Linked DNA regions of Mus musculus: all the other regions are linked to region 1. A link is a loop called in an ENCODE intact Hi-C map of the cell type or tissue named here. Cell type or tissue: left cerebral cortex. All regions are shown on one strand.

Region 1 (4,000 bases):
TGAGAGAAATGAGGGAGAGAAGACAGGGGTAGCAGAGAGTGGCAAGCAGAATAGGAAGCACCCCCTGGCTAGTCCAGGAAGGTCAGCTAGAATGGGGAACCCACATCCTCTCAAAACTGATGTGGGGCTCAGGGCGGGTGCATGGGGAACCTCCTGATATGTTCTTCCCTGAAGGACCCACCACAGTGGGCTGCAAAGCTTCTCCAGCCTTAGAAATGAGGACCCCAAATCGTGTCTTACATGACATCGGTGTTTTCTTCCTCTGAGAAGCTGGCCAAGCTGCGTCTTGACGGGAGCAGGAGGCCTTTGGTAGCCATGGACCGGTTAATAAACTTAGGATTTGGACAGGGCTTTGGCAGTTGGTCAATCACATTGATAACATTGAGGGCTTCCTTCTTCGGTACAGCCTCCTCTCCACCCCCCACTTTACAGAATACCGTCGCCATCTGGTGTGGGTGGGGCGCAGGGTTGCCACCACCCTCCAGGACAACCAGCTGGCAGGAAGCAGAGAAAAACTGAGGCAAAGGTCTCACCCTTCATTTGGGTGAGAAGGTTTGCAGTGCTCTGACTTCACAATCATCACAGAGTGTAACAATCGGGGGGCCAGCCTCCCCTTGATAGGAAGTTTGCTGTGCAGCTGGACAGACCAAACGCCTGGGTTAGGGGTGGGCTTGAGCCAAGAAAGAAACTTGATGGCCCCTTCCAGCACACATGACCCTCTCTAGGTCACGTTTGTGGTCACAACTACTCGGTCCTCTTCTGAGGACTTCAAAAGGCTTAATTGCCTGTGCCTCTTTAGAGCTGTCCAGGAAGGGGTAGCAGGCTAGTGGCACAGAGAACACCACTTGGCCTGAGCCAACCAGACTTTGAAGAGAAGGCCTTTGCCTACTGATACTTCTAAGGCTCTCTATCCTGGGATCTAAGCAGCAAATCCCACCATAGCCAGTAACGCAGGCACAGTGAAAGCTTACTGTGGGTTGTAGCTCACAGAGTAGCTGGTTTCAGGGCCAGGATTCCAAACACCTTGAAAGATTGAGAGACAATGGTGAACATGAGGAGATATTTCTAAAAATGAGCCCTGCAGCTGGATATGGACTGGAGATTCAGTTCTGTGCTTCCTATCTGTATAAATCAAAGAATAACAATCTTACTGAGCCCAAATTCCTTCAACTACAAAATACAGGCAGAAATAGAACCTCACTCGTGGGTTTTGTAAAACTGCTTTATTTCTTCCACTAGATGTGGTTAAAAAAATCAAAATAGTATTTTATATACTCAAGCATTTCCCTACTTCCATTAAAACCTCTGGAAAATGTTGGGCTAGACAAATGGCTAAGTGGTTAAGAGCACTGACTGCTCTCCCAGAAGACCAGTACCCACATGGTGGCTCTTAACCATCTGTAACTCCAGTCCAAGGGATCTGACCCTCTCTCTGGCTGCCTTGGGTACCAGGCATGCCAGGATTGCATAGACATCCATGCAGGCAAAACATCTATATACGTAAGATAGAACTTGATAAATTTGGAAAATATAGGGACACAGGTACTCTCTGTGAACTTCGCTGGATCTCAGCTTGATCATACAATCTGTAATGATCTGAATTGATCCACTTTCATTGTCTTCCTAACAAGAATGCTACTAGAAGTCAGGGATGCTTCACTCTGTAAATATTGAGTTAGGTAGAGTGAGTGTCCCCTAGCTTTGCAAATAGAGGCTGGTATACACAAGAGACTCGTTGGAAGACTCGCTGGACACACAAAATGTGTGTGTGTGTGTGTGTGTGTGTGTGTGTGTGTGTGTGTGTGTGTGTGTGTGTGTGTGTGTGTGTGTGTGTGTGTGTGTGTCGGTGTGTGTGCTTGTGTCTCTGTGCATGTATGTAAGCTCTAGGTGTGCTTGCAGGTGGCTGGCGCGAGTCGCAAAGCCTCTGTGTTTGCCCTCATGGTCAGCAGATGGCGCTGCAGGCCTGGCCTACAAAAGACGCTCCAGTCCCGGAACCCGGAAGCGTCGGCCGGAGGGGGCGGGCCTAGGGCGCCTAGAGTCTTGCGAGTTGGGAAGGGTTAGTGTCCCTCACCTCGACTTGCATCCTCTTCCCGCCCCTTCGTCCCGCGCTGGCACGCCAGGACCTTTTCCCTAAGTAGAACTGAGGAATGCCCAGAGTGGGGGACTCGGCGAGCGCCCAAGTGACAGAGAGCCCCCAGGGCATCCTGGGTTTGTAGGGACTATGGGCATGCTCAGGGCAGGGCTGTGCCCGGGCCTCACCGAGGAGACCGTCCAGCTTCTCAGAGGCCGAAAGATAAAAACAGGTGACCTCATGGGCACTACCCCGGGGGTCGGCACCGTGGTCGTGGTACACATACGGGGCCTTTTGCTCTAACAGGATGGCCGCACTCTTCCTCTGACTTTCTGAGGAAGCTGGGTTCGCAGGAGCCGAGGCAGAGGATTTTACTGAGTGCTGGGCCCTTTGCGGGGTCGGTCCTGCATCAGGGCCTGCGTGCTCGAGATAGGTAGTAGAATAAGACCTTAATCCCGTTTGACAACAGAGCAAAAGGCAAATGTGGCAAGGCTAAGCCATTCCTGCTGCCAATCACCTGCACCTGCTCTCTTTCCAGTGGCAGACCTGGCAGCTGCTGACTTGGAGGAAGTAGCCCAGAAGTGTGGCTTGTCCTACAAGGTGAGCTCGCGATCTGCAAGCTCCATTCCAACCCCTCTTCCAGCTGCGCCCCCACGCTGCAGGATCAGAGTTCCTTGGGATAGATGGGGGGGGGGGGGGGCGCTGCTCTGAGGGGGCAATCTGGCGGGCCTGGAGCCTGAGTGTCCGCCCTATTGGCAGGCCCTCGTTGCCCTGAGGAGGGTGTTGCTGGCGCAGTTCTCGGCTTTCCCCTTAAATGGCGCAGATCTCTATGAGGAACTGAAGACTTCCACGGCCATCCTGTCCACCGGCATCGGAAGGTTTGTATGCGAACCTGGACAAGGTGAAAGCAGAGACTGAGGCTTCAGAGGACGGGGCTGGTGAGGGCAGTCCAGAGCGGTAGAGGAACTGCAGGCGTGTGGACTCCTGAGTGTTTTTCCCTAGAGTAAAACTGTAGGGTTTCTTAGCCTCAACACAATTGATGGGGGGGGGGGGGGGGGAGGCAAGTCGTTATTTCCTGAGATAGAGATATCCTGTGCGTTGAGAGTCGTTTAACAGCATCCCTGGTCCTTCTCTACCCACCAGATGCCAAGATGCCCCCAGTTTTAATAATCAAAAAATGACTCAGTATCTCCAACAAGCTAACTTTTCCCAGTGAAGAGCCACTGTCCTATAACATAAGATGTCGTTAATACCCCCATTGTTTAGTAGAGTCCACCATACGTCAAAATAAAGCAAGTAGCAAGTGAGACCCGGGGAAGGATTGGGGTCCCGGGAGTCTGCACTTTTGCGCTGACATAGGCCAGTGGTTTTCAACCTTCCCAGTGCTGTGACCCTATAATACAATTCCTCCTGTTGTGATGACCCCCCCCAACCATAAAATTACTGCTTTGCTACTTCATAACTGTAATTTTGCTACTGTTGTAAATCATAGTGTAAATCTCTAAAAGCAATATAGTCGGATCTGCCACCCCTGTGAAAGGGTTGTGCAGTCGTCGGAGGGCTTGTGTTGTGACCCCTGGTTGAGAACTGCTGCCCGAGGTTATGGATGTTAGAAGTTATTGACCTCCCTTGTGGTTAGCCTAAGAAAGGGGCCAGCAGAGGTGAGCCCGGGGTTATCTGATCCAGAACCTGTTGTCTCTGCCATCTGAGGCAGCAGAGGGGAACGGGCATACTCCAAAAAGAGCAGTTACATTGTGCCCTGTTGTTCGGGTTGGGAAAGAATTGGAAGACAGCTAGCATTTTCTGGCCAAGCGAGTCTGACCTCTCTCCCGGCCTATTTGTGCGGAGCTTGATGAATAACACGGCCATCACAGAGGTCTTTGGATCGGTCTGGCCCTTGCTGTTTCCATAACACATTCTCTTGGCAAG
Region 2 (4,000 bases), 140 kb after region 1:
GAACAACATTATCAACTAACCAGTACCCCGGAGCTCTTGACTCTAGCTGCATATGTATCAAAAGATGGCCTAGTCGGCCATCACTGGAAAGAGAGGCCCATTGGACTTGCAAACTTTATATGCCCCAGTACAGGGGAACGCCAGGGCCAAAAAAATGGGAATGGGTGGGTAGGGAAGTGAGGGGGGGAGGGTATGGGGGACTTTTGGGAGAGCATTGGAAATGTAATTGAGGAAAATATGTAATTAAAAAAAAAAGAAGTGTGTGCCCATACAGCCCAGCTATGAATATGTTTTCATTTAAGATTTTTAAAAATGAGCCGGGCAGTGGTGGCGCACGCTTTTAATCTCAGTACTTGGGAGGCAGAGGCAGGCAGATTTCTTAAAATGGCATTTTATGTGTATAAGTGTTTTGTCTGGATGCATGTACGTGCAATCTGTGCATAGCTGGGACCTGTAGCGGTCAGGAGGGCATCAGATCCTCTGGAACTGGAGTTAGCAAATGGTTGCGATCCACCATGTGATGCTGGGAACCGAACCAGGAGCTTCTGTGAGAGCAGTAAGTGCTCTTAACCCCTGAGCCATCTCCCCAGCTCCCACCAGCTTCCTCTCTATTGGTACGTGCCTGTCATGTGTGTGTTGTTTCAACCTTCTTGTCCTTATATTTTAGAAGATTGCTTTTTGTAAGTGACATTTTTATTTTGTTTTATGTTTTGGAGGCAAGTAAAAATTCTTAATCAGATAGTCTTTATATTTTAATTGAAATAGCTAGTCTATTACATTTTACGTTGTTAAGAGTATATTTGATTCACAGGTCCTATCTTTTTTACTTTCTATTCATTTCCCATTGTCCTATGTTTTTTCTAACCAACGTTTCATTTTATTGTTTTCATCATTATATTTTTCTTCTCTACTAATTTGCAAATTTCACACTTCTACTATTTTTTGATTAGTAGAAATTACATAATTTATAGTAACTTGTAGGAGTCTACCTTAATATCTTTGCTCTGGATAATATCCCCCCATTTACTCCTTCTTAAAACATGATCTTGTTACTGTTCTTTAAAATCCCACTTGATACTACTGCTATTTCCTACTGAGTTTGTGAAGCTCTATCTTCATAATTTCAACTTGGTTTGATGTTTATGGCTTTTACCGTCTCAGCCCCACTCGGGACTGCAGCTCTCTCCCACTTACAGCTGGAGACACTGCCCAGGCTCCCAGGGGATGTTAAGTAGTGCTCAACCTTCTTTCTTCCTGGCCCTTGTCAGCAGGCCTGGAGCTAACACATTCAGCTGCTGCTTTTTCACTTCCTTTCCCTCTGCCGATGACTCTGCAAGTTCATGCGCTTCCTTAGTTAACGTGTCTCCGTGTGACAGTGTGTTACTGAGACCAGCGGTGAAACCAAGGGACCTCCTTCAGACAAGGGCCACTGATATTCTTTCCTCTGCTTACTGTTCAGCCTATAGATTTTTTTCCATGCCTAGTTTGCTGGAGGCGTTCTGTCAAATGTTGGTTTGCTTTCATTTTCACTTTTTGGTGCTTTTATTGTGGTTAAAAACTAGGCTTACAGTTGTAGATGGTTCCCGACTTACCGTCCACTAGCTTTACAGTGGTGTGAAGGTGATATGCATTCAGGAGAGCCTGTGCTTTGAAGTTTACATTTTAATTTCCCCCCAGCAATATATATTGTATGATACTGTCTTGTGATGCTGAGCAGTTGCTCACAGCTGACCCTGCAATCACGAAACTACACAGCCACTGCCCTACTATATGCGGCATTGCTAAAAAATGATGGTGGGAAGGTTAGGGAGAGTAAATGCATTTGACACGATAGTTTCAGCTCATGATGGTGAACTGGAATGTAACCACGTGATGGTTCATTTTGATGGTCAGTTTGGTGGTATTTAGGATGCCCCAGAACACAAGCTTCTGGGCGTACCTGCGAGAGTATATCAAGAGATTTGAATGAGGAGAGAGGATCCATTCTACATGTGAATGATGAGCTGAGATCCTGGAATGAGTTCAGAATAGAGGGCAGGATGAGAAATACATATCTGGGAATCGTTATTATGAGGCTGCAACCATGACTTTTAAAGATACCAGAAAGGGGGCTGGAGAGATGGCTCAGGGGTTAAGTGTGCTGGCTGGACTTCCACAAGATCTGGGTTCAATTCCCAGCACTCACTATCGGTATCTCCAGTTCTAGGTTATCTGTCGCCATCTTCTGGCCTCTGCTGTTATTGCATGTACATGGTGCACATCTATAAAAAGATACCAGAAAGCCAGGACAACCAGGGCTAAACAGAGAAACCCTATCTCGAATCTCGCCCCCCCACCCGCCCCCAAAAGATACCAGAAAGATGCCAGGAGAATTAGAATTGTTGATCTACCAAATTCAAATCACCCTCACCAGCCATGATCCAGCCATGATCCAGCCATGATGCAAAGTTTCTGGTGTGTGCTTCCTTGATCAGAGGTGCAAAAAGAAAAGAATGTGAAAGGAAAAGGGCCAGTTCACACACCTACCCCAACACTAGCAATCACTACTGGAAAAATACATTGCAGTGAAGGTTCTAAGACATGGGATCGTTTCCAGATGAGAATCTGTGAGCAACTCATTGACTCACCCAGTCCACGAGCCACTCATTGATTTACACAGTCCTTCTGAGATCGTTAAGTGATTACTTCCATCAGCATTGATCGGGGAGTGGAGGCTGAAGTTACTATTGTGGTTGCCTAAGTTGACAATTTTAATAAATTGACTTAATCAGTTAAGAAAAAAGAATCCTGAACATTGGAAACTTGTTTAGAAATTGAAAAGAGGTTAAAAATTCACCAATGGAGAGTGAGGATGGGTGATCAAGGGAGGTCAAAGAGGCATGGTGTCTCAGCACCCAAGCAGAAAGAGAAAAATGTTTAAAGTATTGTTGTGAACTGAAAAGTGAACAGCATACTGCTTCAGTAGAGAGGCAGAGACGAAAGTCCCACTGAAGGCAAGCACAGGAGAGAACGGTAAGGGAGGGGTGTATTGTGGTGCCCCTCCTAAGAAACTGTCCTGATCACCTTGATGGACCTGGGAAGACTCACTTTGTGGGCACCTTCTGGGAGCAGCACAGATGAAAGGATGTGTCAGGAGGAAGAGCAAACAGCCTTTGCTTGGCCTCCCTCTGGCCTTGAATCAATTGTTGTCCTGTTGCTTCAGCTTCTGATTCGTTGTCAATACCAGAAGCTGTTTCTACGCTTTCAGCCTGGACTGGGTGGGGCCAGTGACTTTCCAGACTTCTCCTGAGCTTCTCCTACCAGATCCGGACTGCTGAGGTGCCCAGCATTGTGGACTGAGCAGCTCCAGGGCGCTCCTCCCCTCAGTGAGAGACAGCCCCTGTGGGACCACTACCGAGGCACCCAGTATTAAGTAACTCCCCGATTCTCAGCTCTCAGGTGTGATTCTGCTCTTGTTCCTATTTTAAAGCTGCCTTCATAAATTCTTTAAATAATATATTCATCCCATTGGTTCTTTTCCTCTAGAGAACCCTTACTAATTCAAGGTGGAATTGCAAATGGAAACAGTTCAGAGTGGCTGTAAGGAAAAGCAGTGATATAGGACCAGCGTTCTGTGCTGCAGGGGGATTCGGGAATGGAGTGGGGAGAGGGATGCTCTGTTTTAAAGAGTGAGGGACTACTGAGGACTTGTGGAGGTGGTGGTGATGGAGGTGGTAGTTATGCGGCAGGTTCTTCCTTGCATTTTTTTTTTTTTTGAGACAGGGTTTTGGGCGTCTCTGTGTAGCCCTGCCTGTCCTGGAACTCACTTCTGTAGACGAGGCTGGCCTCAAAGTCAGATATCTGCCTGCCTCTGCCTCCCGAGTACTGGGATTAAAGGTTTGTGTCACCACAGCCCGGCTTAGTTTCTATTTTCTCAAAGCAGCATACTCATTTTCTGAGGCTGAGGAGAGTAAACATGACAGAAGCTTGAGAAGTAGAGAACACTGAACATTGAGCACAC
Region 3 (4,000 bases), 130 kb after region 1:
AGGGTTGGGGGAGGAAGGAAGGAGACTAGCAATGGTGAGATGTGTGTGTGTGTGTGTATAGTGTATATCTGAACCATGATAAAGTGAAGCACAGGGTACAATAGAAACGACAGGAAAGCATGGAGATGCTAAATTAGCCTGCAGTAGTCAGGGGCGTGGATACAAAGTCTTCAGATGGAATGTGAGGTGCATGGTGTTCCAGGCTGAAGCCCCACTTAGCACTGGTATAGACCCACAAGCACTTGTTGTAACTGGAGTTTAAGGGCATGTGTGTGATAGTGAAGAGGTCGTGGAAGACAGTGGAAGGCGTTCTCCGAGGGTGAGGAGCACTAGCAGGTCAGGAAGCACACACTTTATTGCTGTAGTGAACAGGCCGAAGAGCAGCACATCAATAATGACTGATAGGACCAGACTGGCATTTTAAATATCTGGGGACAATTTTAATGAGTCCACAATCAGAGGCTCTCCTAGTAGTCCAAATGAGTGATTATGAAGACTGACTGACATAGAGGAAATATTTGCAAATGGTAATAGCACAGGTTGGATTAGAGTGTTTTGGCTCTTATGGATATAAGTCTTGGCTCCATTTCTAAAGCAGCTTGCTGATGTAAGACAAATTACGTTATCCGTGTAGAGCAGTAATAGTGCCCACTTTATACTGTCGTTGAGAGGATCAAATTAAATAATTCACATAGCGCCCTCAGACCTATGCCCAGCACAGACGCTCACCCTTTAGGTATTCTAGGAGTGATGTAAAGAAACGACGTGAATGAATCATGGTTCATGTCAGCGTTCACAAGGTTGTGTGTTATTTTACAAAATGAACAATCCTGTGTGGGAGATGGCTTGGTGGGTAAAGTGCTTGCTGTTCAAGTGTGAGGACCTGAGTTTGAATCGTCAGACCCTTGCCAAGCTAGGCATGTCAGCATACATCTGTAACCCCAGTGCTCCTACAGGGAGATGAGGCAGAGATGGGAGAATGCCCTTGGAGCATACAGCAATAAAAGAGATCCTGCCTCAAGCAATGTGGAGGGTGAGGACCAATACCTAAGGTTCTAAAGTTGCCCTCTGACCTTCACACCCATGCTCTGGCATGTACATTCACCAACATTCTCATAGCACACATAAAAGATAGAGAACACAGATAAATGCACCAAAAAAGAGACGAAATAGTGCCATGACTTCTTTTGCTGACTGTTGCTCGTCCTAAGGAACTGATCTACCCCTGCACCACACCCTCTGTCTCAACAGCATTTGAAAACCTTTAATTTTGTGAGCCAGGCATGGTGGTCCATGTCTGTAATTCTGGCACTCAGGAGTCCGAGGCAGAGAGATTGCACGTTTGAGGTCAGCTTGGGCTCATAATGAAGCAATGTCTCAAAAATTTATTTTTAGTCAGAAATTTAGATCCACAGAAAAGTTGCAAGAATATTACAAAGAATCACCAGGGTTATAAGTGCATTGTCCCTCCTTTGCTATGTTGTCTGTGAGACATGTAATTAATATAAGGTGTCTAATGTTTTCTGAATGGGTGATAGGAAGTTATAAATGTGTCCTAATTATTTCCGTCTCTCTCTCTGTCTCTGTCTGTCTGTCTGTCTGTCTGCCTTTCTCTCTCTCTCTCTCTCTCTCTCTCTCTCTCTCTCTCACACACACACACACACACACACACACACACACACACACATTTATTTCTGTTTTTAGACACGGTTTTACTCTGTAGCTCAGTCTGGTCTCAAGCTTGCTATGTAAGTGGGGCGGACTTCTTTTTTTTTTTTTAAATTCTAATTTATTTATTTATTTATTTATTTATTTATTTACTAATTCACTTTACATCCAGCTCATGGGCACCTCCCCCACTATCCTTCCCCTCCCCTTCTCTTCTGAGCAGGTAAGGACGCCCTGGGTCCCCACCCTTTTACTCCAAGTCTCTTCATGGCTAAGCACTTCCTCTCCTACTGAGGCCAGACAAGGCAGCCCAGAAAGAAGACCATATCCCATGTACAGGCAACAGCTTTTGGGATGGACCCCGTTCCAGTTGTTTGGGACCCCCATGAAGACCAAGTTGTATATCTGCTACATATGTGTGGGGAGACCTAGGTCCAGGGGCTGACTTCTAACTTACTGCCTTCTTGCCCCAGCTTCCTGAGTGCTGGTGTTACAGTCATGTGTGCCCAGCTCTTAGTGTATAATTTTCAGAATCACTGAATTCTCATATAGAGTCACTGTATGTATAAAGTTAATCTTAACATCAACAGCTCATGAGTGTATTAGAATCCAGTCTGCAGATTTCTTTCAGATTCCCCACTGACCCTGAGTGTCTTTTACAGAAAAAGGAAACTCGAGGACAATGCGTTGTGTTGAGATGGCATGTACTTTCAGTCTCTTTTAAGCTGAGGCAGTTCCTGAAGTGTCTTTCATAGTCTGTGGCATTGCTACTTTTAAAAATTAAACGTGTCTGGGTGGTGGTGGCGGACACCTTTAATCCCAGCACTCGGGAGGCAGAGGCAGGCCAATTTCTGAGATGGAGGCCAGCCTGGTCTACAGAGTGAGTTCCAGGACAGCCAGGGCTACACAGAGAGAGAAACCCTGTCTCGAAAAACAAAAAAAAAACAAAAAACAAAAAAACAAACAAAAAAAACCCACCCCCCAAAAAAATTAAACGTGGAATGTGGGGGCACATGAGGAGGTCAGAGGTCAACCTGGGAGAGTCGGTTCTTTCCTTCACTATGGGGTACTTGGAGCAAACTCAGCTTGTGCATCTTTATGGCAAGCAACTTTACCTTCTGAGCCATCTCACTGGTCTACTTAAAAGCTATTTTAGTTTGTTTATTTTTATTTTATGAATGTGCATGTTTTGTCTTCATATATGTATGTCAACCAGGTATGTGCCTGGTGCCCTTGAAATTCAGAAGAGGATTTTAGATCCCCTGGAACTGGAAGCATGGATGATTGTGAGCCACCATGTGACTTCGGGGACCTGAACCCAGGTTGTCTGCAAGAAACTGCTGAGCCAGCTCTTTTTTTTTTTTTTTTTTTGAGACAGGGTTTCTCTAGATAGCCCTGGATGTCCCAGAACTCACTATGTAGACCAGGCTGGCCTTAAACTCACAGAGATCTGCCTGCCTCTGCCTCTTGTGTCCTGGGAGTAAAAGTTTGTGCCATCATGCTTGACTGACATTGCTACTTTTAAGTTGCACAGGCCAGTTGTTTTGTAGAAAGCCCCTCACTTGGCATTGTCTATTTCCTCACAATTAGACTCAGATTATTAATTTTTGACAAGGCTACAACAGGAGTTCTGTGGTGATCGGAATGTATTCCACTGGAGCCTGGGATGACTGTCCGGCACATCACTGTGATACACGTTTCTCAGTCTGTGCTGCCTGGTCCCTCAGCATTGAAAGGAGTATTGTGTGCCTAGATGTAGTTGTAGCTCTTGAAAAAACTTTGTTATGCCTTGCATTGTACACGAATCTTTTATCTTAGCACTGGGGGAGCTGAGTCAGGAATTTGAAGACAGACTGAATTATGCATGTAGCAACACCCTATCTATAAATGAATGAATGGATTTATAGGTTTTTTTTTTTTTGTACTTGCAACTTTTCTATAAGCTTATTATTATTGAGCTCCAGCCCAGCCACTGGAGCAATGGCTCAGTGGCTAAGAGCACTTGTTGCTCTTGCAGAGGACACTGGTTTAGTTCCCAGCACCTACATAGTAACTCAAACCCCTCTGTGAGTAGAACTTGAGGATCCAACACCCTCTTCTGACCTCTGTGGGTACCAGGATGCACAGGGTACATATATGTGCACACAGGTGCAACATTCATATACATATTAAAGGATTTCAGATATGAAGCCTGAGAAAGAGATACTTATGAAGGACACATTTATGTTAGTGCCGTTGCTGTGGGTCACAGTATTTTTAGCATACTTACTACTCGGAGAGCATAACAAACTTTTACTCTGCATGGCTTGCTGTGTAATTTGTGTATTTATGT
Region 4 (4,000 bases), 660 kb after region 1:
TGTGGCAGGCTCGGAGGCTGCAGAGAAATCAGACAGACAGGGACTCTCTCCAGTGAGAGTCTGTTCTCCGTAAGGGACTGAAAATGTCGGGAGATGAAGCCAGACACAGCTCCATCCGCAAGGTGTAGATCCCGGGGGAACAGCCATTGAAAGGGCTGAGGTACACCCTGACAGAGATCCCAGGACACCTTACCAGAGCACGATTCAGGCAAGCTTCTGAGTGAAGGCTGGGCGTTAGCTGAGTCAGTAGAAGGTACCTTGCATAGAAGACCTCTGTCAAGGGACCTGCATGATGAACGAGCACCTGGGCTTGCTGGGCAGGTGGCTCAGTGATCTGATATTATCGCTACTGTTTCCAGTTCTGAAACAAAGTTACAGAGGCTTTGAGAGACTCTTCTGTCATCTCACTGGAATTGAAGTTCAAAGCTGGGATTTAAGCCTCACTTTTGGGTGCAGAGTTTGCCTTCTCACAAATAACAGGGCCAGCAAATACCTTTTTCTAGCCCCATTTTTTTTTTTCCAATCAGGATTTTGTGATTCTGTCGTCTGGTTTGAATGGCAGAGGCCACTTCTTGGAGGAGGATGCTTGCATGAGAAAACCTGTCTATCCCATCATGCAGTTCTCCTTAGCTGACTCAGCTCAGAACTTGCTGTTACTCCTTCATCTTCCCACAACCATCTAACAGACATCATGCACCATGCTCTAGGGCTGCAGAATCAAAGGAGACTAAACCCTCACTCATTCCCTGGAGGCTACCACTGGAGAATTAAGAAAAACAATGAATGAGAAAGAGAAGTATTATCCACCCTTCCACCCACCCACCTTTGCATGTACTCATCATGTGTCTACCTGCTCACCCATCCATGTAGCCACCATAGCCACCATCCATCTATCTATTCACCCATATGTCTATGTACATCTAACCCCTACCTGTCCATGATTATCTATCAATTTATCCATTTGTTTGTTGTTCCTTCCTTCCATCCATCCATCCATCCTTCAATCTTTCCATCCTTCCTCCCACCCACCCATTCATCTTGCTATAACTGCTATGGGGGTGAAGGCCAAGTAGGATGGAGTGGGAGACAGACAGCTCAGGAAGGGTCTTGCTGGATGGGTTCTTGTGCATTTATTTAGACTGTGAGATTCAGGAAGTGGGAGTGAGGGTTGGGGAGAGATAAAGGGATACAGGGTATTGAGAAAAGAGGGAAAGGTATTCAGGTGGGTGAGACGCTCAGCCATGGAATAAGTGTCTGGCCTGATTGGAGTTGAAGGGGACACAGTAGATGGGGCTGGGGTTTCTGGAGAAGTTATGAGAGAGCAGTGGTAGAGGTAACCCTGTGCTCTTCTTACAAGATCTGTGGCTTTTGTAGAGAAAAGATGGAGGCTCTGGGTGGCCTCTGGAATAGAGAGATGGCAAGACCTGACTCATCATTGTTTTAACAGTATTGCCCTGGATGTGCTGAGAATGGACAAAGGAACAGCAAGGAATCCTAGAGTCAGGCAGAACTTGGGCCCTGGCGTTGACTGAGCATTGGCTCTGCCTGGAGCTTGCATGGTGCTTTTGGCAGGCCTTGTCTGCCCTCTAGTGGTTATAACTAGTAATGCATCTAGTGGAGCTTTTCAGATTTCTTAAGGCCCATTCTGTGGATCTATTAAGCAGATAGTTTTCTCTACTGTGTGCTGGGTACTGACAGGCTCAGAAAATAATTAAACACCCTCACAAAAGCCAATGCCTAGTAGAATTTTCCTTCTACTAGGAAGGAAAAGACCTCCCAATCCAACTTTAAGGCACTGGTCCTCAGTTGGTGTGGTGTGCAAGATGCCAGGAGATTTCAGCTGTTAACTGGATGGGCTTGCTACCTACATGCAGTGCATAGAATCCTGAATGCATCAGGGCATCTCCTGGGGCAAAGAGCATCCCCCAGCCTCAATGTACCCTCTGGTCCCAGCATCAGTGAGTGTGGAAGTTGAGGGGACCTACTCCAAGACTCTGTATCAGGCGTTATGGCAGAAGTGATGAGAAAAACATTAGGCTGCAGAGGTGGAGTTACTGAAAGTGACTCACTTATTCCTTCCCAGGGCTGTGGGTCTCAACCTGCCATGAAGGGAGAAAAGGGATTTTCCAGGTGGAGAAAGAACAGATGTAGCCAAGGAAGCCGGCTTGGCTGGTTGACCATGGACTCCCAGGATGTCTGCATAGGTTGTGCCTGAGGCAGCCCAGTGTACACACAGTGTCTATGTAATGATTCTCTGAATCTTCTCTGTAATATACCCTGGTCATGATAACAGTCCAGGGCTTTTTCTAGACAGGTCCAGCAGTTCAATGTGGCTGGAATGAAGGGAGATGCAGCCGGTGGTGAGGACAGAGTGTGGCTGGGTGTCAGCTTGGGGACATCGGGGTTTGCCGGTAGTTGTCAGCAGGGGATGGCATCAGTTACTGAGACAGGGTGTCCCTTCCTGCAGTCTCCTGAGGACTCCAGACTCGGGTCAAGGTAGAAGAGGATCAGGGCTCCAGGTAGTGGTGAAGAGAGATATGAATTCTTCCCATCCAGGCCGAGAGCCCCAGAGGTGATTTGTCTCTCTCAGTCTTGCACAGGCCTTTCTTCAGCCAGAATGAATAACTGAATTGTGTGTGTGATGGGGGAGGGTTAGGGAAACTGGGGTTCAAATTGAACTTGGCCATGGGCCTGCTGCCTCCACTCACTCTGGCTCTGGGTTCTGTTTGTATCCCAAAAACACATGGGGCAGGTTGTCTCGAAGGGACTTTCCAGCCTTACCTCTATTCTTGATCTGCTCTGAGAAGTGAATCATGTCTCCAGGGAGCCTTGAGGAGGGACCAGTTAGTGGGGACTGTTTCTAGGACGAAGATTATTGATCCTCTTGTAGAAGACAGTCCTTAGCACATGAATCATTAAGACTAGAGACCCCTCCCGAACATCACTACTGGGAGCTTTGACAGCCTCAGAAAGCCGTTATCTGAGGCCCCTGCTTGCCAGGCTGAGTTTCTGGAAAGCAGGAAACAGTCTGTGTGTAGAGACAGCAGAAAGGGCAGAGCCCAGAGCCATCAGGGAGCGGCTGTCCTGCTATTTACAGATGGCTTAACCAAGTGGGCAGAGACGATGGCAGATGGGATGAGACAAGACACAGAGAGGAGGGGGCTCTAACAAGGCAGCCTCCCAGCTGCATGTAGCGATTCTTAGCTCCGAAAGTGGGTCTCCACAGGCAGGCAAGAGTGCCTTTGCAACAGTGTATTTGAGGACAGAGCAGTAGCCTCATTTGGCAAGGGTGAACTGTGTAGCAGGATAGACACTGTGTGCTGACACCTGTTACAACCAGCTTCCTAGGCATCTCTTCTGATATTTTCTCTTCCTATCAGCAGGCACAGATACAAAGCTACACACCACATGTACACAGGAACCACATTACACACACACACACACACACACACACACACACACACACACACACACACACCATACTTTCCATACTACACACACCTCACACCATGTACACACCCCATGCCACACAGACAAACCACCTAAACATACACACAAACCATGCCACACTGGTTCAGAGATGCAAATGATTTAAACTAGCTGCTGCAGGGAACATCTGGGAGCAGATTTGATTGCCTGGTCAAAGTCTCCTGTCTTTTCATGGACAGAAGGGAGTGGTACCCTCTCATCTGTCTCTTATTTCAGAAATTTGCCCCGGGGTGTCTCTTTTTCCATCTACCACCAGCAATGAACACCATCGCTTTATAAACATAGTACTCAGCTTGCCTCTGAGCACTAGAACCTGAATTAGATCCCCAGCACCCAAGTAAAGAAAAATCTGCTGGCTATGGTGGCTTCACGTATAACCCCTGCACCAGGAAGGCAGAGGACAGGACGTGATGGCCAGTCCATCGAGCTTAATTGGCAAACTCAGGGTTCTTGCAGAGAAGCACCCAAGGTTATCCTCTGACCTCTTCATATGAATGAGCACACGTGCACC
Region 5 (4,000 bases), 640 kb after region 1:
CAAACCCCCAGCTTTTGGAGGCCACTTCCTTAGGAAGACTGCAAATGAGAGATAGTCATTCCATGAATTTTAGCTTCGGCAGAACTCTTATTACTAACATCACTTTGGCCTCCAGCTTCTCCAATGAGGTCGGGGGAGAGAAGAGGAGAGGGGCGGGAAGTTCCTTTTCCAGAGAAAGGTTGTAGTTATGATCCAAGGATTCACAGATTAGTTGAATAGTCCCTCTCCTTTCACCTTTCACTAATCCATACTTCTCAGTTGCTCAAGCCTTGTAAAAACAGCAGGCTCTCCACAGATCACAGCACTGGGGCTTGGGCCCAGCTATTCTTCAGAAGTCCTGGGTCTGAGTGGCCAAGCTCCTTATGTGTGTTCTAGACTATGCCTGTCCTCTGCAGGGAATGGAGTAGGTGTGAGCAAGCTGGTGGTGTGGGCAGGGGACTGGGTATGGCACCTAACACGCCATTACTGGTGTGGGAGAATGGGCCTGGTATGTGGCCAGCCCCAACTCTACTGCCAGTGTGCCATTCCTGGTCACCCCCACAATGCTCATTACAAAGCCCACTCCATACCCCACCCCAACCCCTCAGCATCTCCTCTGGCCAAGAACCAATTTTACCCATGAGTGAGTCTGGGTAATCCTCTTCAGGCCTCCAGTGGGAGTGGGGAGGGATGCACCTAGGCTGAAGTAGGCAAGCCTTTAGAGAACCAGGTCCCCACAGGGAGCCAAGTCACTATCACCTGCTGGAGATATCCCATACTTCCTCTGGTGACCCACCCATCCCTTATTCTCTTCAGGAGGAAGTAGAGGCTTCAGAAAGCTCAAGGTCATGTCCAGGCTGACCCCTTCCCATCACTGTTCTGTAAGTGGGTTTATGCTGGAGCCCTGATATGATCATCTTCCCTGGGCTCCTCCTATTGCTAAGCATAGGGAGTGGATACCATGCTAGAGACACTTCAGGAGGCCCAGGGTCCTGCAGGCCCTCTAAGCTGCAAGGGCACCCAGAGGGAGCCTCGCCCTACAGTTACGGATAGGGGATGGAGGTGAGGCCAGAGAATGCAGCCACTCTGATCAGGAGTTTCCAAACAGGTCAGGTGAGATGCTGTCTTTTGGCAATCTTCCTCCTTTCTTATCCACACCTTCTGTCCAGTTTATATCTCTCCGCTCTGCAGAGAGCAGCTCTGTTCAGAAGCCTCCCTGGGATCCACAAGCCCTCTGATGAATGGCTAGGTTTTGCATTGATGAGTCTCCCTTCGTGGAGTAGTTCTACTTAACTGTGTCACTCAAGCACACGAGGCAAACCTGTCTATCTAGAAAAGGATGCTGATTATAAGATTGGTCTCAGGCTAATTGTGTTGCTCTAGACCACAGACCAGAGCTGCTCGGCACCTGGCACCTGGTAAACAGTTAACAAATTGAGCAGTTATAACTGTCATTGAGCCACTGGGCTCCTATTCATCCATCACCACCCTGTCGGGCATCACCTCTCTGTAAAGCCTCCTTCCCTGATCAGTCTCTGGGGACTCTGACTTCTGCAGCTACATCCTGTGTGTAATTGCTTCCTGCTATGGTTGGCTTGCGTGTTTTGACTCTGCTGATATGTGAGTTTCTAGGGGAATTGACATGGGAGCCGCCCGTGGTGAGGCCAGGGCTGAGCTGCTGGCTGGTGGAAGGAGGATTCTTCTGCTATCTCTAAGTTCCATTATGAAGTCTGTGCTTCAGGAGCTGTGTCCATATCTGGTGGCCTTCACTGCCCTCTCCTGACTACAGAGGGCAGGACAGTTCCTGGGAGGAGTGGGGGTGGGGCAGAGGCAGGCAACTGGCGCTGTTGGCAGAGATGAGTTCCTGTGTGTCTTGGTCTTCATAGCTGGGCCTGTGTGATAAGTGGTAAAGGACCATGTGTGGCCATGGGGAGGGGGTTGACATGGGAACAGGTGAGGAGGAGAAGGATACTGCTTCTTTTGAAGAAGACACTTTACCCTGCAAGGCTCCTGGGAATCCAGCCCCAAGTCTTTATGAACTGTGCTCACCCTGAAAACAGCCTCTGGGGTGAACCCAGAGCCGCCTTCCCCACAGCCTGTTCCACCCACGGGGGCCAAGGCTTGCTCATTTGCTCACAGTTAAACTCCTGGCTTCCTCGGGGACGGTGACAGATTGAGAGAAGATGGTTCCAGCTAAGAGAGTCCTATAATTATCAGCCACGGATTATTTTAATTAAAATGCTTTGCATCCTCAGCTCTTAATTTCTAAAATGATTATAAATGTTATTATTAAAGGAAAATCCTTGAAGTGAGATCCATAAATCTCTGCCTGGGCTGAGATGACAGGGTGAGCTGGTTACAGTAAAGGGGACCCAGCCTGGTGCTAAGACTCTCTGGGGAGGAGGTGAGAAGAGCGAGGGGTGGGCAGAGCCTGAGGAAAGGAGGGGTTTAGGGTTTCCACATGCATCCTGCCCACTCTGCCTAGATCATTAATTGATTGCGACTGAGAGATGGCCCAGACCTGGAATCTGCCTCTGTTTGCTGTGTGACTGAACAAGTCAGGTCACCTCGCTGAGCTCCAAGTTTCTCTGCTTTGAAATGAAAATAGTTGCCATCTGGCTGGACCATTTTAGCACACACTGATAAAGTGTTTAAGTCATTTGTCAGGGGAAGCCATAGTATAGCCATTCCGTCCCATCCCCAAGAGGCCTCGGGAGTCCTCCGGGAGTTCCACAGGCCACACTTCTGGGTTGTCCCTTCCACTCTCCATCCCTGAGATGGTCACTCCAGAGACAAGCTGCTGCCAATCTCAGTCAGGTCCCCAGGGCAACACCTTAGCTTTCAGCAGCCTGCTGCACAGAGGGCAGGCTCTCGACTGCCATTGTGGACTTTGAGGCTCACAGAGGAAGATGTCTAGCCCAAAGTCACGCAGAAAATGTCTTGGCAGGTCCTTTCAGCTCTTGTCGTAGATAGCAGAAGCCTGCTTCTCCTTGTTACACTCTCTTCTACTGACAGAGAATAGATCACCTGAGAGGTGATGCTACTGGCCAGAACACCAAGGGCACAGGAGAGGGTGGGAACAAGGCAGGGTGTGAGTGCTGGATGGTCTGTCAGGACACCCGGCCTCTGGCCCATGCTCTCCTCAGGCTCACATCTATGCTACCTGGAGCTGACCGATCCTTTCCTCTCCCAGATCCTTAGTTTCTCCCCATACTAAGATGGTGATGCACTAGCTACAGCCCTGCTATGCCCTCCACACTGGTTTGAGATCAGCTCTGATGATGGGTCTAAAAGTGCTTTGTAAGCGAGACGACCAAGCTAGGGCCCATTAGGACTGTTAATATTAGTATGCATACTTGGCTACTGGCCACAGAGCAGATGAACAAGGGGTATGGAGAGCAAGGACCGGCTCAAGCTTTTACAGTTTGCAGAAAAAGTCAGGGATGGCAACTCTCCGCGGAATCATTTCCAAGGTACTGCAGGAGGATCCCCTAGGGGCTTCAGCAAAGGAGCAGTATACAGGCAGGCAAGTAGAGGTCAGGATCTCTCTTCTCCCAGCAGGGACAGTAGCAAAACATATTGGCTTTCACAGACAAGGTGGCCTCCTCTATGGGCACAGATAGGAATGAGGGCCTGGGCAGGGCTGATTGCTATAGGACCCATCACAGGCCAAGGCTCACTTTTTCTGCTCTGCACAGCCACTCCACCTGTTGGAAATTAACCCAAGGACTAGCCAGGTAGAAGGGATAAGGCCTGAGGCCAGTTCCCCACCCCTACCCCAGCATTCACCAAGTCTTTCTCCCATATATTACCAGTTTCAAAATAACTGTGTACAGACTTGGTTCGTGTCCTAGGCTAGTCATTCATGCATTCATTCATTCAGACGTCCAGGAGAGCTTCTGAAATTGCTAAGATGTGCTGGGCACTGTGCCAAGCAGCAGCCCCGAGATGAATGAGACCCTGTCCTTGTTGTAAAAAGGCTCAGAGGCTGCTGTGGAGACAGAAGACAGACCTGCAAACA
Region 6 (4,000 bases), 500 kb after region 1:
CCGCGTGCCGAAGCCCCTGGCCTCGCCGCGCCGCTCAGATCCGTACTCGCTCGTAGGTACAGAACCCCAACGCGAACTCGAATCGCCTCGGTTTCGGTGGTAACCCCACATGCACAGCGCGGCTTTCTTCCTCTCCCAAGCGCCCTGCAGCAGTAGGGAAAATCCCAGGTCGGGAGGAAACGGATGATTTCTTTCGCAAAGAGAGAAAATCCAGGCAACTTTAATCCATCCGGGGAAGGAAAAGTTTCCTTGCAGGGATGAGACAGGCGACGCGGGTCGCCACCACCCTAGGCGACGCCCAGACGAAACGTCTGAGGTGGGGGACCAGATGTTTGTCCCTTCGCAGTGCTCGGTCTTGGACTCCAGCACTCTCTCCAGTCTCGACCGGGGTCTGCGCTAGCACAGGCCAACTCGGCGCCGCCTGGCCAGGCTGGGGTTCGGTGGCTGGAGCAAGGGTGGAGCTCTAGGCACTCGCTGCCCCATGGAGATGAAGCTAGGAGAAGCGAAGGAGCGGAAGCGCCAGCTAAGGCGCCCCAGCTCGAGCCGTTTCTTCCCAGAGCGTCTCCTCCAGTATCCAGCCCGTAAGCGTTGTAGGATGAGAGATGGGGTGGTCAGCCCTCGGCAGCACCGGCTACCCTTTTCTTTCCTCTCCGGTAGGGTGTCGCTGTCTCAGCACAGGGGTACCTTGCCCCGCCTCACACCTCTCCTCGCTTTCCCGGGGGAACCTACACAAACCTTGAACTTTTCCGAGGTTCACAGTCTCCGATCCCTCGTCCTACCCATCACCCCCGCCTTGCCCCTGGACACCCGCTCGCCCGTTGCCTCGGTGCGGCAGGGCACAGGCTGTCGCTCTTTCGGAGTCAGTCTGGGCGAGTAGATCGCCGCTCCAGTCCCAGCTACGGGTGGCAAGAAGCGGGAGCGCGGCCAGTGGGCTAAGGCAACCGCACCTGCGCAGCCCCTGGCCGGAGAGGCAGCAGCGGGTACCTAGGCGGCCTAGAAAAGATAGAGATGCCGATAGGGGTCCAGCTCTCCTTGGACGTGGGGTTGGGGAAGAAGAAGAATCAAGGACCAGAGGAAAAAAAAAAGAGGCGGGGGAGCCACAGTTGACCGAAGCAGTCGCTGCCACCTCCACGGCGCTCCTCGGTAAATGGTTGAAGAAAGACACACACACACACTGATGCTCGCTGCCCTCCTCCTCGGTCCGGCATCCAGCGCCCACCAGGACCGTAGCGGGCGGGCGCCCAGCTTGGCGCGCTCGCTCCCTTTTCCTCCCTCCCCTCCCAGATTCCCCGTGATCACGTGGCCCCGGAGCGCGCAGCCCACGGCTCGCGCGCCACGGAGACTTCCCCCTCCCCCGGCTCCCCTGTCTGTCCACGTGTCCATTCCGCATTCCCAGCCTGGGGGCGCGCGCGGCTCCTTAATGAGAGCCGGCCCAGGGCTGGCCTCGCCGTTCAGTTCTACTCCGCTTTACATTTAATTTTTTTCCCCCTCTGAGATTAAGGTTGGTGCGATCCGAGAGGGGTCGGTCGGCTGCTGCGACTGCGGTTCTCCTGAGCAGACGCCACAGCCGAAGCCGACCGAGGTCCCTTTTCAGGGAATGCCAGCTCCCCGCAGGGTGCCGGAGATGTTTTCGGTGGTTCTATCCGAGGCGCGGGTAGGGGGCAGCCTCCCACAGCCTCTGAGTCCTCCTGGGTCTGCAGGGCACCCGGTGGGAATCAGACAAGCTGCCGCGCCCAGCTCCTCTGGTTGGAGCTCCTCGGGTAAGAGGCAAGGGGCGCCGCTGGAGGCCGAGGAGAGACTTGCCTCTGCCTACAGGTTGTTTTGCAAACCTCTGAAAGGTGTCCGGGCGCGGAGGTGGGTGGGTGGGTGCGAGAAACTGCCCCTCTGTACTCTCACCCAGTCATCAGCTGAAGAGAGGGGGGTGTGAGGCAGACATTCACTCCCACCATCGCGCCTTTTCCATTAGAACGCAACCCAAATCAGACCCGACCGTCAACCGCCAATAGTCAATCAGGCATGAGATCAATGGCAATGATCTGACAGCATTATTGGATGTCACGAGGGAATCCTGAGAGGTCTGATCTCTATCAGTCCTACTCTGGAGGGGCAGTCTCTTGTCCCATGGGCATAGCCCATAGTGAGAGAATAGAACTTGAGAGTCACCCGTTATACCAGATGGAGTATGGGCTAGACAGATCAGAGCAATGGCTGGTGGGACTCTCCGTCTACACTTTATCTGTCATACTCGGGTCTTTTCTAGCCTTCCTGATCCTGTGAGTGTCCTTTTTGGGAAAATGGGTTTGGATGATGACGATAGGAACCTTCCTTGCCCCCCCCCCCCCCAGCTGCTGACTATCCCTGCTTAGGTTTCATATTGGAACCTGCCTAGCTGTTCTTGCTCCTCCCTCATAGCTCAGAGGTTCAGTGGGGAGAGCTAACAGTCTATTGGAGGCCCTGGGGAAAGACTATGCTGTAGTAGTCAAAGAAGATGATTCTCATTAGGTCCCTAATGCCTGGTGGCAATTAATGTCACCTAAGGGCTTATTAACCATCCCAAGGAGAGGCAAGCCAGCTACCAGCTCTCTCTCCTCCACCCCCAATCTGTGATGTTGAGGCATAGAGTACAGGACCCACTAAACACAAGCAGAATCCTTCTGGCCCTGACCACCAGCCCACTGGGGATCCAGAACTTAGGGATGGCTGGATGAAGGAGACAAAGCTGCTTCCTCTAAGATGCTGCCCAGGCTGCCCTTCTCCACAGCTTCTGTAGCTGACTCAAGAGCCAGTTCAGGTGAGGGCCCACCCTACCCTCCTAGCCCTGGCTGGAAGTAGCACACGGTGTTGGGTAGGGTGCTGGTAGGCTGGGCATCATGGAGTTCTGAAGAAACCAACTCAGTTTCCCCTCCTTGCACCCCAACTTCCATAACAGTACTGTGGATGTCTCCAATGCCACAGGTGTCAAGGGAGAATTAGCCCTTGTTCCCATGGATCTTCTGTTCTGGAAGGGAAGGGTAGATGCTAAGCATGTGAACTAGACTCTGGGGACACCTGAGGGTACTGCCATCTTTGTGTGTGTGTGTGTGTTTATGGGATATACACAAGCCTGTGGAAGCTAGAGGTCAAAGTGAACTGTCTTCCTCAATCTCTCTCTACATCATCTTCACCTCCATCATCATCACTACCACCATCATCATCATCGTCGCCGTTGTCTCTCACTGAACTCGAAACTCATTGTTTGGGCTAGACTGACCAGCCAGCCAATTCCAAGGATCTGCACATCTCTGCCTCTTCACCCTGTGGGTTATAGACACACTTCACTATGCCTGATTCTTACATGTTTGACGTTGATGTGAACTAGGGCCCTCATGCTTGTGCTGTAAGCACTTTGCTGACCTCTTGCTAGCCCGTGATCCTGTCATCCTCACAGAGTGGTGGTCTGGACTCCAGCCCTATTCTTTCCATACCTCCCAAGGTGATACGTTCGTCACTAACAATGAAGACTTGCCGTGTCAGCATGCCTGATGACCCAGTCGGTTCCTGGGTTCCACATACTCCTCTCGTCCAACTCAGAGGAGTGAGCCATCTGGAAAGTACAATACCAAAAGAGTCTCAGTTTTACTGTGCAGGGACACCTTACTTTTGTCAGCTGCATTCTGGAGTTCAAGGAAGAAGATAACTGGAGTAAAATGTACTTATCCAGTTGTCCCTAGCCTGACAACTAGGATGTCAGGAGAGAGGATGATCTTCCAGGCCATGTGATAAGCTACCTGTGGTCTCACCAAGAAGTATTGGTCTTGGAGTTCCTGTGAGCCATGCCCTGGGGACCTAGATGGCAGAGGTCAAATGGGGCCTAGGCTGGAGGAAGGGATGTAGGGAGGAACAGAGAGAGGGCTGGCATGCATGGCAGTCTTCTTCCTGTTTTTCCTTTCTGAGTGTCTTTCTGGATGGAGTTTTGTCAATGGCTGGGACCATCTCCTTTGCCAGCTCCTTTGTGATGCTT
Region 7 (4,000 bases), 500 kb after region 1:
CATCCTGAGGATCCTGGGCATGTCATTTCCTGAGGCCCAAAGATGGGGCCAGGGAAACAGAAAAGAGCTGGCTGGCTCTATGAGCAAGTTCATCACTTCCCAGCTATTTGAACAGAACTGGAAAAGCCATTTGAGCGAAGAGGGCAAACTACTTGCTTATTCCCATGGAACAAAAGTTTGGGGGAAGAGAATGCAAAGAGAAGGACTCAGGTTTGATAAAGGGGGTGCTTTCTAAAAGTAGATAATTACCTAGATAATTTTGTAGAAAGAAAGAAAGAAAGAAAGAGAGAGAGAGAGAGAGAGAGAGAGAGAGAGAGAAAGGAAGAAAACCAAGGTTTTCTTCAATTATCTTTACTACTCTTGCTTCTTTTTTGCAGCAAATTATTCATTTTTGCATCCATTCATTCATGCAACAAGCATTGAATTATCTAGGTAATTGCTTCCATTTTCCACTCATCCTGCTGGGTGCTGAGAGCCAAAGGGCTTGGTCTCCCTTTTCCCCTCCCCCTCTTGTGTGTGTATGTATGTGTTTTGTGTGTTTGCATGTGTGCACTCTTCTTGAAGATGACGAGGGAGGCAAAATGAAGGGCAAGACACAGCAGTGACTTCTGGCCTCCAAGCCCATGGGTGCTGGACTACCCTGATGGTTGGCTTGCCTCTGGGCTCACCTGTCCCCTTCTCTAAACACCTTGTCATTCTTCATTGACAGCATTTGGCTGCCTAAGCACTGGCAAGTCTTTGCCAGATATGGAGCCTAACCGCGGGGATGGTGAGGCAGAACACAACCCACCTGAATTGATGGCAAGACGTACCTACTTTGCTTTGCAGCTAAAAGGGCAGAGAAGGGAAAAGACATTTATTTTCTTCAAAATACACACACACACACACACACACACACCTGGCTCACTAATTTCTTATTAAAATTCTGTGTCGAGTTCAAGCAGGGAAGAAGGGAGGACAGCTGGGGATGGGACAGAGGGGTGAGGAGGGCGGTCAGAGCCTTGGGTTGGCATTTGCTGCCGGCGGAGGAGTGGAAAGGAGCAGAGAACTAGGAGGTTAAGGAGGGTCTCTCAGTGGAGGAGGAGAGCAGGCTCAGGAGGAAGTGGGTTCCCTGAACTGAGGCACACTGAATGCCCTGTAGTCTGCAAACTCTGGGTCACACTGCCTTACAAAACTGCCTTTGTGGTATAGGGCGGCAGGAGGGGTGTGTGTGCCTCAAACTTTTGCCCTTGCACAGGGCAGGCAAGCATGGCACCACTGGGCAATGACCTAGATTTCTTTTTCATTTTATGAGACGGGGGTGGGGGTGGGGGTAGGGGGGCCTCACCAAGTTGTTCAGGCTGGCTTTGAACTTGGATCTGCAGCCAAACATCTTGGTTTTGGGTTCCTCCTGTCTCAGCCCTCAGAAGCTAGAGTGATCATGGATGAGTGTGTACCAACAGAACTGTGACAAAGTGCCTTGAAAAGAGAGGCAAGGTGGGGTCTTTGTCTGGGCTCTGACTGGGCTGCGAAGTCCAGCAGGGAGTGAGACTCAGCCCTCAAGTTCTACTGGCTGTCCTGTGCTGTGTCACCAGGGGTATCAGGGAAGGTTAATAAGGATAATGTTAGGATGGCTAGTCATGGGGGGAGGGGCTAGCTTGGGACTGGTAGAATCTCTTGGAATGGCAGAAATAGAAAACACCTTTGGTGACATTGGGCTAAACCGGGAACCCCATTTAGGCTCCAGGCATTGTTATTTTTCCAGCATTGACTTGCTACATGAGTTCCAGGCTCTTTCCTGCATGTCTACTGTCCTCATTTATGCATACTCTAGGGTTGGATTCAGCTATCCTGGGGTCCCCTCTTTCAGTGCTGGATGCTGACAAGGTCAGACCCTGCCCAGGGATATGGACCACATCCTTGGGGTGGGAGGCAGTGCTTCTGTAGCACCCTGTCCACCCCAACCTCATGGATGCCTTTACAAGGCTCAGTCTCTGTCCTGGCCTTCCACAGAGCCTCGTGAAGCTGGAGCCCAGCACCCAGCCATCATCAGAAAGCATTCCAGTAAAGCTCATTTTCTGCCACCAAGTTTAGAACACATCCCCACCTACTGGCCTCACTCATTAACAGAGCTGAGCTGCACAGCCAACACAGGCCTCTCTCCCTGGCCTGCGGCTTGCCCAATCCTTCTGAGAGATGCAGTAGGGTTGGCAGATACAACCTACAGGAAAAAGCCTTTGTGGGTGTCAGCCTGCGGCCTCCTAAGACCATGACCCAATGTGTCACCTGGAATGTACAGCCTGAGGGAGTCATTCAAAGAGTATAGCTTGGACCTGTTCCCACCTTGCTCTCTTCTTATAAAAGCTGACTCTTCTCTTTCCCTATCCTCTCTTGCTTCACCCATGCATTTCTTCTGAGCTGTGTATGCCCCACTGGAGATGAGACTACCACGAGGGAGTGTGTGAAAGCCTTGGGGTTGGGGAGGGGGGCTTAATGCATGCGGATGCCGGCTGTGAACTGGGCCCAAGAGGCAACCAGCTGGAAGAGCCAGGAAAGGACCTTGAGATGCTGTTGGTGGCCTCAGTGTCCCTTGGGGGACCTGCCATTGGGGCTCAGCTTTAAAGGTTGGGTAAGGGTTTCCAGAGTCGAGGTGCTGCCTACAGAAGACTCGTAAGTCAAGACAGGGGTGTTCATAAGGCACATGGAAGAAGGAGAGAGGTTGGGAGCACTCTAGGGAAGATGTACCTGGGACCAGGATCAAGCAGGACCTTGATACTAGGGCAGAGAGTGGGTCTTTGGTCCCATAGGAAGCCAGTAAAGTTGCTGAGTAAGAGAACAGGCAATCCTATCTCCAGCAGGCACAGCTACCAACCGCCCTGACCCCCAGACTCCTCAAACTAAAGATAAAACCTCATCTCTCCAGAGACAGATACAAGAAAACCACCTTCTTAGCTCTTCTTCAGAGGTAGCCTTAAGACTGGGAACAGGGCAGGAGATAACCAGACACTTCACTCTGCCCACCCTGAGCTGGGCCCACAAGGGGTGTGGGGCTCTCTCTGGTCATACAAGGGCTCTGCCCAACAGTCTGGCAGACCATGAGGAGGGAAGTGGTGCATCAGAGACCACATGCTGTGGCTTCGGGGGAGGGGAGATGGGGACGTGATGCTAGGAAGGCAACCCAAGGTCATCCGGCCCAATGGCGCCACTGTCAAACAGCAGCCCAGGCTGCTTGGTCTCCTGTCTGGCTGTGTGGTCAGAAACCCGCTACCTCAGTGGCCTGGCAGGCATTAAAAATTGCAGCCCCTGCCCCCAACTTCTGGATTTCAGAACAGCCTACAAAACCTATTCAGAATTGGCATGAGTGACAATATGTCCACATACCTTCCTCTAACTGGGAGAGGTTGGCAGGAGGAGCATTAGGCAGTCGGTCCTGCAGGATGAGGGCCTGAGGCTCAGGTTTGATTTGTTTTTACGAGATGTATTTCTCTCATTTTGCTCTCGCTTGTTGTGGGATGAGAGTAGAACTGGGGCTATGGCTTGACAAAGGGACTTTAGATCTCAGAGAAGGACTTAGAAAGGGAGCTAGGAGTGGGGACAAAGTGGTACTGCCTCCACTATCCTTCCTTCCGCAAGTCGGTACCTCTGTCTTGAGCATGCCTGCACGGTGCTAGCATTGTGTGTGTGGACAGGTTATGGATGACCGTCCCTGCTCAGTGCTCTGGGACACCCTAGGCCCAGGGACAGCCGGGAGCCCTAGATAAAAGGCTCACAGCTGGCAAGACGCTCCAGAAGGCCTGCCTAGGGCAAAGACTTGGGAAGCAGACAGTTCTGGCAGGTCAGGAAGAACAGATCTGTGGCTGGGCCTGAGAGTATGCTAGTGAGTAGCTGGGACCTAGGGACAGCAACTGAGCTACCCAAGGGCCAAAATGACCTGGGAATGGAGCTCCAACAAGGGCAAGAGCCATGCTTAGACAAGAAGCCTGCTAGGCTGAGCTTTAGGACTCCACCAGCCCCACACAGC

The links. A loop is a pair of places that touch in the nucleus more often than their neighbours do. Peaks named below come from ENCODE experiments on the same cell type or tissue, not always from the same donor. Only the 100,000 strongest peaks of a DNase experiment are listed, where the experiment ranks them.
Region 2: it touches region 1 in a loop (7-fold over the local background); 26 of 42 quality-filtered maps call a loop at or near these places.
Region 3: it touches region 1 in a loop (2.9-fold over the local background); 28 of 42 quality-filtered maps call a loop at or near these places.
Region 4: it touches region 1 in a loop (9-fold over the local background); 29 of 42 quality-filtered maps call a loop at or near these places.
Region 5: a loop joins it to region 1, with 4 times the contacts of the local background. A loop is called at or near these places in 4 of 42 quality-filtered maps.
Region 6: it touches region 1 in a loop (3-fold over the local background); 7 of 42 quality-filtered maps call a loop at or near these places.
Region 7: it touches region 1 in a loop (4-fold over the local background); 7 of 42 quality-filtered maps call a loop at or near these places.

What each region holds. Positions count from the first base shown.
Region 1 is chr11:82,888,641-82,892,640 of GRCm38, reverse strand. It overlaps Rad51d (RAD51 paralog D), which reads left to right and starts at 2,017. Exons shown (of 10, transcript NM_011235.4): 1 at 2,017-2,303; 2 at 2,610-2,671; 3 at 2,831-2,949. The coding sequence starts at 2,222. It overlaps Fndc8 (fibronectin type III domain containing 8), which reads right to left and starts at 496. Exons shown (of 4, transcript NM_030224.1): 1 at 241-496. The coding sequence starts at 446. In left cerebral cortex, a CTCF peak has its summit at 1,970 (motif pointing right); DNase peaks (open chromatin) are centred at 1,993 and 3,963; H3K4me3 peaks cover 1,152 bases; H3K27ac peaks cover 669 bases.
Region 2 is chr11:82,744,544-82,748,543 of GRCm38, reverse strand. The region is part of intron 5 of Cct6b (chaperonin containing Tcp1, subunit 6b (zeta)); the gene reads left to right. It also overlaps the pseudogene Gm11420. Among named protein-coding and RNA genes, the nearest start is that of Cct6b, 18 kb to the left of the region's middle. In left cerebral cortex, a CTCF peak has its summit at 2,227 (motif pointing left); a DNase peak (open chromatin) is centred at 2,225.
Region 3 is chr11:82,755,147-82,759,146 of GRCm38, reverse strand. All of the region lies in intron 3 of Cct6b (chaperonin containing Tcp1, subunit 6b (zeta)), which reads left to right. Among named protein-coding and RNA genes, the nearest start is that of Cct6b, 7.2 kb to the left of the region's middle. In left cerebral cortex, no CTCF peak of the experiment used is centred here; no DNase peak of the experiment used is centred here.
Region 4 is chr11:82,233,313-82,237,312 of GRCm38, reverse strand. No RefSeq gene overlaps it. Among named protein-coding and RNA genes, the nearest start is that of Ccl1, 56 kb to the right of the region's middle. In left cerebral cortex, a CTCF peak has its summit at 1,597 (motif pointing left); a DNase peak (open chromatin) is centred at 1,573.
Region 5 is chr11:82,253,525-82,257,524 of GRCm38, reverse strand. No RefSeq gene overlaps it. Among named protein-coding and RNA genes, the nearest start is that of Ccl1, 76 kb to the right of the region's middle. In left cerebral cortex, a CTCF peak has its summit at 1,750 (motif pointing left); DNase peaks (open chromatin) are centred at 398, 1,774 and 3,931.
Region 6 is chr11:82,384,716-82,388,715 of GRCm38, reverse strand. It overlaps Gm38577 (a long non-coding RNA gene), which reads left to right and starts at 1,276. Exons shown (of 3, transcript XR_880073.3): 1 at 1,276-1,760. In left cerebral cortex, CTCF peaks have their summits at 618 and 1,638; DNase peaks (open chromatin) are centred at 687 and 1,357; H3K4me3 peaks cover 1,968 bases; H3K27ac peaks cover 861 bases.
Region 7 is chr11:82,390,633-82,394,632 of GRCm38, reverse strand. All of the region lies in intron 1 of Tmem132e (transmembrane protein 132E), which reads right to left. Among named protein-coding and RNA genes, the nearest start is that of Tmem132e, 3.7 kb to the right of the region's middle. In left cerebral cortex, a CTCF peak has its summit at 2,084 (motif pointing left); a DNase peak (open chromatin) is centred at 2,081.